Linked DNA regions of Homo sapiens: region 2 is linked to region 1. Evidence: read pairs that join two places in POLR2A ChIA-PET (ENCODE). Cell type or tissue: Panc1. All regions are shown on one strand. Links, peaks and the distances in the headings refer to the core of each region. The heading gives the core; the rest is flanking DNA.

Region 1 (5,547 bases), core at 829-4,828:
TTCCTTTCCTGGTCCTCACATCTGCTTCTGTGGCCACCTCCTGTTTCAGCCCTCCGCCCTTCCCTCTCCTTTTCCCTTCCATCCGGTTGCTTCTCCAGCTCTTCTTGGGGCACTTGGGCTTTAGATTCAGAGGGTCCTGGATCCCAAGCCCATTTCTTCCACTGGGCAAGTAAGTGCCTTCTGCTCCCAGTGCCCCACCTTTCTCATCTGCAAAATAGGCAGTCGTAGGTGCCTTGCAAGGTGTGTTACTCGGGTATGAAGTTTATAAGTGCCCAACAGATGTATCCGCAAGCCCTTTAACTTGTTGGTTGTCATATTGTATGACTTGGAATAAAGCATGTATGAATTAGAGGTTACAGACTGAAACTGTCCCAGACTTCCATCTCCTCACAGCATCCCCACCTCTAAAAGCATCCTGTTTACAAAGGGAAATAGTAGAATCAGCACTTAAATTAAGGCAGGGCCCTAGCGGCTTCAAGTAACCCTACCTGAACCCCTGTCTGAAATACTGCAGATGACCTGGGTTCAAATGCTACCTCAGCCACTTAGTAACCATGTGACCTTGAGCAGGCTACTTAAAGTTTCTGGGTCTTGATTTCTTCATCTGTAAAACAGGTATAATAACAGAACCTACCTCAAGGTAGTGAGGATTAAATCAGCTCGTGTTTGAAAAGTCGTTAGGACAGGGCCTGGTACGGGAACCGCTGAATGAGTGTTACTCAGCTCAGAGTTTACTTCTGTACATCTTGCCCAGATCTGGGGTGATTCTGCCTGGGGTTAGGACAGGGTTGGGGTGTTAGTTTGACTGTAGCCCCTTGGGTGCTTCAGCTTGTGAAGTCAGGATGAACAGGTGTAACCAGCCCCAGGCCTGCTGTCTTGCTACTTCTGTTGTGGCCACAACTCCCTTTGCCCTCAGACCCTCTCATTTTTGGGAGAAGGCAGGGTGAGATGGGGGCAGATGCTCCAATGGACTCCACTTATGGCCTTGGGAAAGCTGGGCCAGCTCATGGGACCATGTCAAAAGACGGTAGGTTTCATGTCCAACTCTGGAACTGGATGGGACAATCACAGGGTAGCTAGAAGGCAAAACTGGAGAGCAGCGAGGGGAATCGAGGGGACCTGCTTCCCGAGGAGCAGCTAGAATACTTGGTTATTATTACCAATGCAGCTGCAGGACCTGGTCCACTTCTACAAGCCCGTGACTGTTCCCAGGCTTCTGTCACGCACCAGCATTCACCTGTCAGGGCTGCCGTAGGTGGGCTTGCATTTTGTGCATTGTACCAAGGTGCCCAGCTGAGGGTTGAGAGGACCTGAAATGCAGTCCACACTCAGCTCTCCAACCTAAGAGTCCTGGAGCAAAAGACCCCTTCTGCTATGTTCTTGGGGCTAGGTCTGCCCGGAGTGGCCCATTTTTCCAGTCCCACCAAAGCCCTGGAATAGTGTAGTGGCACCTAGCTACCTGAACTTGTGAGCACGTATCTATAGTCGACTGAGTTGCCACTATACCCTGGAGTGCCCCCTCTCTGGGCTTCCTCCTGGCCCTCATACCCACCTCCTACTCTTACCTACGTGCAGGTCCTAGGGCTGGCTGGGAGTCCGAGAGGGGAATGCCCTGGTAACTGAACAGGCTCACCCTTGAGTGTGGCCTAAGGCGGTTTCCTGCCTCATCCCAGGGGGCTCATTAGATGTTCCTGGCAGTGTGCCCATCCTGGGCAGGCTCGTGGTGACCATGGGACGCCGGGCCCAGGGCCCTAGTGCCCTCCCTTGCATGCATCTTAGGAGAAAGAGTCATGGAACTGGATATTACACACCCCTCTTTCCTCCTGCCACTCACTCCTCTACTGAATTCCCACCCATGCCCCGTAAGGACCCAGATGCCTAGGGACAGTGGGGCTATGTCTGTGGTTTAAAACAAAATCCCTTGAAGTGGAGCGTCCAGCTTGCCCTGCATCTGGGGTCCTTCATAGGGAACCCTAATTATTGTTGATGAACAGCACATTCCTGGGGTGCTTAAGATGCAGGGAGCCGATTTGTGGCCTCGCCCAGTGGCCAGTAGGGAGAGGAGGATGAGGGGACAGCCACTGGGGGCTCCACAGTCAGCTGGAAATCTCTGAAAGGAACACTTCAAAGAAGTGTGTGGAATTTGGGTTCTCTTGCGTTGGAACTACCATGCAGAGCTCCAGGACCAAAGCCTCGGTCAGGAGCAGGAGTGGTGCTGAGTAGAAACAATGGCGCCCAGTGCTTCCCAGCCTGGCCACGTGGGGAGAAACAAAACACGCCTCCTCTCATGGCCCTCCAAAGTCTTTTTGGGCCACCTTATTTGGACACTTAATGGGAGTTATTATTATTGTTATTTTGAGATGGAGTTTCGCTCTGTCTCCCAGGCTGGAGTACAGTGATGCCATCTCCGCTCACTGCAGCCTCCACCTCCCAAGTTCAAGTGATTCTCCTGCCTCAGCCTCTCGAGCAGCTGAGACTACAGGTGCCCGCCACCATGCTTAGCTAATTTTTGTATTTTTGTAGAGATGGGATTTCACCATGTTGTCCAGGCTGGTCTCGAACTTCTGACCTTAGGTGATCTGCCCATCTTGGCCTCCCAAAGTGCTGGGATTACAGGCATGAGCCACCACATCCGGCCTTAAAGGGAGTTATTAATTCCCTCCTGCCCCAGAAGTGCCGGGCGGGAAAGCTCTGGACGCAGTATTTCTGAAGCAGATTGGACAGAAATCTGCAGGCCTGCAAACTGCAGTCAACAAAACGCCATTGAGCAGAGAGAATGGAGCATTTGGCACAAATCAGCTGCTTGCCCTCTGGCCCTGGAGGAGGCAGCCAGGGTCAAGGCTGCCCTGGGAAGCCCTGATGCTGGTCGCTTGTTGAGCCCTCAGCCCGGTTACTGGCTTCCCTCCTTGACATGGTCTCAACTGGACATGAGCCTTTGTCCCCAGCTCTGTCCTATGGGCCAGCATCTCTTTGGCTCTGCAGAGGTGAGTGGAAGGCGCTCTAACTGCGGATGCTCAGAGCCTGGCTTTGTAAAGTAGCTTGCCACCCTTACTAACTGCACAACCTTGGGCAAGCTCCTGGCCTTCTCCAGGCCCATTTTCACATTAGCAAGAGAGGAATAATGGCCATCTTCACAGTGTTCTGAGAGGATTACATGAAATAATGTATGTAAAGTGTTTGGCATGGTGCCTGGCACATGCTGCATCCGTAGTAAAAAGGTAGCTTCTGCTCTGGTGTGCTAGAAACCCCCTGCCAGCCTTGCTTGGTGAGGTTATTTGCATCCATTTTTGTGCACACTGGTGGTATGCAGGCCCTCTGCTAGGTGCCAAGCCTTGTCAGGCTTAGTGCCTGCCCTGGTAGAAAAGACAAAGCAAGGCCCCCAGGAGCTGATTGGAGGTCATTACCAGGGGTCCTGCTTAATTATAGCCCAGTTATTAAGTGCTCCTGATTCAGCCTTTTCAAAGTCCTCCTTTGCCTGAAGAACCTCCTCTGCATGGGGCTGGACCATGCCTCTCCCTGCCTGCCCTTCACTGGTTCTGCTCTGCCTTCAGCACAACCCACATCCAGCTGGTGTTGAAATACCTCTGTGCCAACCCAGGAGAGCGCTAAACTTGCACAACTTTTGGGGCATATCTGGATATACCAGCATGTTCATCCTCTAGGCAAGAGACAGAGGGTGGCACGGGGCCTGGAGAAAAGGCTAGACTCGGGTCATGTCATCAATCACTCCTTCCTTTATCTTCTTAGAGCCTGTTGCCTCTCACTCCACCCCCATGGGTGCTCAGGCTGGCGCAGGACTCAGGGGGCCTCTGATGTGGCCCTCCCTGGGGATCGGGGCAACAGGAACAACACAACGCGAGACTCCTGTGGTCGAGGCCTGCCTTCCCTCAGATTAGCTTTTTGGGAAGTCTGCTCCCTTGGACTGCATTCTCCATGCTTTTCCCCAGCTGGTTTCCCTGCCCCTCCTCTTCACATTCTGACCTCCCTGTGCTGGATGTGGGACAGCTATCCTGTCTGTAAGATAAGATAATTAAAAGCCTGGTGGCTCTTTCCCTGCTGCCACCAAGTCATGCAGAGACGGAGGCTCAGGCTCAGTTGCGTTCAAGATTCGGCTTCACCCGTAACCCACTGCCATGGCCGAGGAAGGCATTGCTGCTGGAGGGGTAATGGACATTAATGCTGCTTTACAAGAGCTGTTGAAGACAGCCCTCATCCACGATGGCCTAGCACATGGAATTCGCAAAGCTACCAAAGCCTTAGACAAGCGCCAAGCCCATCTTTGTGTGCTTGCATCCAACGGTGATGAGACTGTGTATGTCAAGTTGGTGGAAGCCCTTTGTGCTGAGCACCAAATCAACCTAATTAAGGTTGATGACAAAAGAAACTGGGGGAATGGGTAGGTCTCTGTCAAATTGACAGAGAGGGGAAACCCCGTAAAGTGGTTGGTTGCAGTTGTATAGTAGTTAAGGACTATGGCAAGGAGTCTCAGGCCAAGCATGTCATCAGAGAGAACTTCTAATGCAAGAAATGAAGAAAATATCTTTGGCTCACAAAAAAAACAAAAAAAGCCTGGTGCCCACAGCGGCTCTATACTTATTAGCTCACCATCGACCCTCTTCTGGGCACTGAATACTGGAACACTAAGGGGTGGCTCCTGCCCTGTGGCAGAGATGGTCACAGAAGAGTAGAGTGGCTACAGAGTGATACACAGAGGTGGAGTGTTCTGTCCAGCTGCTAGAGTTCTGCCTCCCAGGCCTGTGATCTGACTTGTTGTGCATGGAAGCTCTATTCTGCACTCCTGGATCCATCTGGAAGCCCATCCTGTAGTCTTAACAGGCTTCCGAGAGGTGGGGGGCCTGTGGCGAGGGGGTTTCAGTGGGGATGGTAGGTAGGAGACAGAAGCCATCATTTTACCATACTCCTAAAGAGGAGCCAAATTAGCCAACTCGTGTCCTCTTTTTTGGCATCTTTTGGCCCATCCTCTAGGAAGGGGGCCAACTGGAAGAGCAAATAAAAGCGGCCATTGCGGTGCACTCCCTGTGTGCCAGGCACTGCTGTTGGATGTGGAAGTGCATTGCTTTATCTCATGCAGATGAGGAAACCAAAGCTCAGTGAAGCTAACTCATTATCAAGGTCATGCAGCTATAGAAGAGTTTGGGACCAAGCCTTGGGCCACAGTTCTCGATTCAGCAACCACATTCTTTCCATTAGAACAGCTGCCTCCTGCTTCACCTGTGAATCGTACAAAAGCAGCAAGATGACCCGGCTCAGCCCTTGAATAATTGCAGGTTATATTTTTCCATCTGTTAAAGAAATCTGTTGAGGTCAGTCTCTGGACGGGGCAGGGGATCCAGCCGAGGCCCCTGGTTGCATGGCCATAGTTGGGAAGAGGGCAGAGCTGGCAGACATGTGGCACACAGGAGACTGAGGCACACATCTCAGACAGAAGTTTGCAAACTGAAGGGTAGTGGGCCACAGCCAGCCTGGAGATACATTTTGTTTGACTTCCAAGTTCTTTAGAAAAATTTTAATTAGGCCAGGTGCGGT
Region 2 (5,547 bases), core at 979-4,978, 510 kb before region 1:
CTGAGAAGGGCTCATGCAGGCCATGGTGTCATTTGGGCAGTAAATTCCAGGGGTATTGGTACCCTGAACATGGTCTAGACTCCAGAAGAGGGAAACTAGGCTTTGGGTGAGCATATCTCCTTGGCCCCATGGGTTACTCATTTTTTGTAGAGGAAAGAGCCTCGAAGAGAGCCAGAAGTTTTCTCTAAATACGTGGCCCAGGTCAGGGCAATTCTGCAAGCAATGAGAATTTATTGAGTCCTGGCCATATACCAACCACTGTGCTAAACTCTAGTCGTAGGGTAATAGGTTAACAAGGAACACAGTAAACTGATAAGTACAACACAGAGATATGTTAGATGATAGAGGTGAGCACAGGGTGCTTCTAAACACAGATGTGTATCATCTGTTTTTTGTTTTTGTTTTTGAGACAGAGTTTTGCTCTTATTGCCCAGGCTGGAGTGCAATGGCGCAATGTCAGCTCACTGCACCCTTCGTCTCCCGGGTTCAAGCGATTCTCCTGCTTCAGCCTCCTGAGCTGGGATTACAGGCATGCGCCACCACGCATGGCTGATTTTTTATATTTTTAGTAGAGATGGTGTTTCACCATGCTGGTCAGGCTGGTCTGGAACTCCTGACCTCAGGTGATCCACCTACCTCGAGCTCCCAAAGTTCTGGGATTACAGGTGTGAGCCACCACGCCTGGCCTCATCTGTTTTTTATACCTACAATTCTGCCTTTTTCACAATATCATATAAATTGAATCATATAGTATGTAGCGTTTTCTTTTCTTTTCTGATTTATTTTACTTAGCATAATGCATTTGAGATTATCTATGTTGTGCACATCAGTAGTTTGTAATTTTTTATTCCACAATGTGAATGTATTATAATTCATTATCCATTCACCCACTGAAGTACATTTGTGTTGTCTCTAATTTGAAGCCATTATAAATAAAGCTGCTATAAATATTTAAGTACAGATTTTGATGTGAAACATAAGTTTTAATTTTCCTACTGTAATATGCAGGAATGTGATTGCTGAAACATATGGTATGTTTAACTTTGTAAGAAACTGCCAAACTGTTTTCCAAAGTGGCTATCCTATTTTGTATTACCACTGACAATGCGTGAGAGCTTATCTGTTTGCCTGTTGGTGGACATTGGGTTGTTTCCACTTTGGGGCTCCTACAAATAAAGTTGTAATGACTGTTCGTGTACAAGTCTTTGTATGGACATATGTTTTCAGTTCCCTTCTACCACTCCTAAGAGTGGAATGACTGGATATGATGGTAGATAATGTGTTTAACTGTCCTGCAGGGGACAGGCCTATGCAAACCTACCCCTAAAAGTCTGAGAAAGCTGAGAGGCCAAAGCAAGAGGCTGACATACCCAGTTTCTCAGAAACAAACATTTAATAAATAAATACAATTTAAACAAACAAACAGAAGCCATGTCTCAGGAGCAAGACAAGATGGTGGATCCCTGCCATTATCCACCAGACCCAGGGTTTCTGTGCTATAGAGAAAGGTGCTTCAGAAGGAATGTGTAAGATAATTGCTTAAGGACAGAATTTATGGCAAGAATGATAACATCAAGGTTGTTTTGACCTAAGGGCAATATTTACAGTAAGTGGTGCTCTTACACAAGGAATGAGTCAAATGGAAATCTTAGAGGTTTTTCTGGAACTGGGGATAATCAGAAGTTAACATGGAGGATTAGCATCTAAGATGGAGTTGCTTTGGCCTCCACATTAGCGTTTTAAGAAATTGCCAAACTGTTTTCCAAACCAGTTGTACTATTTTGGTTTCCCAATAGTGTGTATGAGCATTCTTATTGTACATCTTCAACAACACTTTCATGGTCTATCTTTTTAACTTTAGGCATTTTAATATACGTGTAGTGGTATCTCATGATTTTAATTTGCATTTCACAAATGACTAATGATGCTGAACATCTTTTTATGAGTCTATCTGCCATCTGTATATCTTCTTTGGTTAAGTATCTGTACAAATTTTTTGCACATATTTAAAAATTGTTGGGTTATTTCTTTTTTTTTTTTTTTTTTTTGAGATGGAGTCTCGCTCTGTCGCCCAGGCTGGAGTGCAGTGGCACGATCTCGGCTCACTGGTTTCACACCATTCTCCTGCCTCAGCCCCCCGAGTAGCTGGGACTACAGGTGCCCACCGCCATGCCCAGCTAATTTTTTGTATTTTTTAGTAGACATGGGGTTTCACCATGTTACCCAGGATGGTCTCGCTCTCCTGACCTCATGATCTGCCCGCCTTGGCCTCCCAAAGTGCTGGGATTACAGGCGTGAGCCACTGCACCCGGCCGGGTTACTTCTTTTATTACTGAGTTTTGAGAGTTTTAAAAATACTCTGGACAAAAGTACTTTATCAGATAAGTGACTTGCACATATATTTTCTCCCCATCTGAGGATTACCTTTTATTCTCTTAACAGTGTGTTTTGAAGAAACACAAGTTTATTTTTGAAAAGGTTTAAATGACCAGTTTGTTCTTTTTAGGTTATACTTTAATGTCATATCTAGGAAATCTTTGTCTAAGAGAAGATTGCCAAAGTTTTCTTCTAGAAGTTTTATAGTTTTCAGTTTTACATTTAGGTGTATGATTTTACTTTGAGTTAATTTTTGCATATGGTGCAAGGTATGGATCGGCATTCATTTTTTTCCTATATAGATATCTAATTGCTCCAGCATTATTTGCTGAAAAGAATATCCTTTTTCCACCGAATTGTCTTTGTGCTTGTGTCAAAAATAAGTTCTCCATATATGTTTGCATCTAATTTAGGACTCCCTATTTGATTTCATTGATCTGTTTGTTTATTTTGATACCAATACCACACTGTCTTGAATATTGTAACTTTGTGATAAGTCTTGAAATTAAGTAGTGTTAGTCCTCCAATTATGAGTTGTAAAGTTAGCTTCTTAATTTCTGGAAAAAAAAAAGCCACCTGGGATTATCATAGGGATTGTGTTGAATTTGTACATGAATTTGAAAAGAATTGACATTTTAACAAAATTGAGTCTTCCAACTCATAAATAAGGTATCACACTCTCCATTTATTTAGGTCTTCTTTAATTTCTGTCAGCAATATTTTATAGTTTTCAGTATGTGGGTGGGTGTTTTTTAGAGAGGGAGTTTCGCTGTATTGCCCAAACTGGAGTGCAGCAACATGATCATAGCTCACTGCAACCTTGAACTCCTGGACTCAAAGCAATCCTCTCACCTCAGCCTGCTGAGCTGCTAGAATTACAGGTGCAAGCCACCTTGCCTAGCCCAGGATACAGGTTTTATATATCTTTTGTCAGATTTATCCCTAAGTAGTTCATGTTTTTGATACTGTTGTAAATGGTATTTTTATTTCAATGTTTGGTTTGTTATTGCCAGTACATAGAAATACAATCAGTTTTTGTATATTGAACTTGTATCTTACCACCTTGCTCTCCTCATTTATTAGTTCTAGAAAATGTTTTTGTAGATTTCCTCAGATTTCCTATATAAGCATATCATCTGGAGATAAAGACAGCTTTATGTTTTTCTTTCCACTGATGAAGTAGTTCCATCACTCCAAAAAACTCCCTCATGCTGTCCTTTTTTTTTTTTTTTTTTTTTGAGACAGAGCCTCACTCCGTCACCCAGGCTGGAGTGCAATGGCACAATCTCAGCTCACTGCAACCTTTGCCTCCCAGATTCAAGCGATTATTGGTCCTCAGCCTCCTGAGTAGCTGGAATTACAGGCACACACCACCACACCCAGCTTATTTTTGTATTTTTAGTAGAGGTGGGGTTTTGCCATGTTGCCCAGGCTGGTCTTGAACTCCTGACCTCAAGTGATTCACCCGCCTTGGCCCCCCAAAGTGCTGAGATTACAGACATGAGCCACCATGCCCAGCCATGCTGTCCTTTTTGAATAACACCCTTCCCTGCTTATAACTCTTGACAAACACTGATCTGTTCCCCATTACTCAGTTTGCATTTTTGAGAATGCTGTATAAATGGAATTGGACTGCATATAAATTTTGAGACTGTTTTCTTTCACTCATCATAATGTCTTTGAGATTCATCCATGTTGTTGTGTGGATCAGTAGTTTTTTGCTTTTTATTACTGATTAGTATTCTATTATATGGATATACCACAGTTTGTTTATCCATTGATAAACCTGTTGAAGGACATTTGGATTGTTTCCCATTTTTGACAATTATAAGTAGAGCTGTCATAAACATTTGTGTAGAGGTTTTTGTGTGAACTTACATTGGTGGTGGTGGTGGTGGTGGTGGTTGTTTTTGTTTGAGACAGGGCCTCACTCTGTCACGTAGGCTGGAGTACAGTGGTGTGATCATGGCTCACTGCAGCCTTGACCTCCCTGGCTAAAGCAATCCTCCCACCTCAGCCTCCCAAGTAGCTAGGACTACAGGTGCACATCACCACACCCAGCTAATTTTTGTATTTTTTGTATAGATGAGGTTTTGCCATTTTGCCCAGGTTGGTCTTGAACTCCGGGGCTCAAGCAATCTGCCTGCCTTGGCCTCCCAAAGTGCTCGGATGATAGGTTAGTTTTAATACTCCTAGGGTAGATACTCAGGAATGGGATTGCTGGGTCATATGGTAAATATATGTTTAACTTTATAAGACACTGTCAAATCCTTTCTCAGAGTGGCTGTCCTGTTCAGCATTTTCAACAGCAATGTATGGGAGTCCAGTTGCTCTGCATCTTCACCAGTGCTTAGTATTGTCAGTTTGTTTGTTTGTTTGTTTGTTTTTTAGAGACAAAGTCTCACTCTGTTACTCAGGCTGTAGTGCAGTGGCATGATCACAGCTCACTACAGCCTTGACCTCCCTGGCTCAAGCAATCCTCCTACCTCACCTGGGACTGAGGTGCACGCCACCCCCACCCCAGTGGTTTTTTAAAATTCCTTGTAGAGATGGGGTCTCACTGTGTTGCTTAGACTGGTGTCAGACTCCTGGCCTCAAGCAATCTTCCCACCTTGGCCTCCCAAAGTGCTTGGATTACAGGCATGAGCTGCCACACCTGGCACTATTTTTTTTATTTTAGCCATTCTAATATGTATGTAAAATATTTTAAACATATATTTACCATATGACCCAGCAATCCCATTCCTGAGTATCTACCCTAGGAGCATTAAAACTATTAAAAGTGATCCATGGGTTATTAAGAAGCGTGTTAGTTTCCTAATATTTTGAGGTCTTGTATACATTGAACCATCGAAATTTCTGTTATTGATTTCTAAAATAATTCTGTTGCAGTCAGAGAACATACTTTGTATTATTTAAGTTCTTTCAAACTTAGTAAGAGTTGGTTTATGGCCTGGAATATGGTTTGTCTTGGTAAATGTTTCATGTGCACTTAAAAATAATTTGCAATCTGCTGTTTTGGGTAGAGCGTTCTGTAACTGTCAATTGGAAAAAATTACTTAATAGTGTTATTGAAGTTTTCTGTATCCTCACAGATTTTTCTGTTTATGTGTTCTATAATTTATTGAGAAGAGGGTATTGAAATCTCTGACTATAATTGTGGATCTTCCT

What was found. Peaks named below come from ENCODE experiments on the same cell type or tissue, not always from the same donor. Only the 100,000 strongest peaks of a DNase experiment are listed, where the experiment ranks them.
Region 2: POLR2A ChIA-PET joins it to region 1 with 11 read pairs; 2 of 35 experiments call an interaction of 5 or more read pairs at or near these places.

What each region holds. Positions count from the first base shown.
Region 1 is chr15:90,202,437-90,207,983 of GRCh38, forward strand. All of the region lies in intron 1 of SEMA4B (semaphorin 4B), which reads left to right. It also overlaps the pseudogene RPS12P26. Among named protein-coding and RNA genes, the nearest start is that of SEMA4B, 3.9 kb to the left of the region's middle. In Panc1, for the core only: no CTCF peak of the experiment used is centred there; no DNase peak of the experiment used is centred there; H3K4me3 peaks cover 4,000 bases; H3K27ac peaks cover 4,000 bases.
Region 2 is chr15:89,692,221-89,697,767 of GRCh38, forward strand. All of the region lies in intron 1 of WDR93 (WD repeat domain 93), which reads left to right. Among named protein-coding and RNA genes, the nearest start is that of WDR93, 4.2 kb to the left of the region's middle. In Panc1, for the core only: no CTCF peak of the experiment used is centred there; no DNase peak of the experiment used is centred there.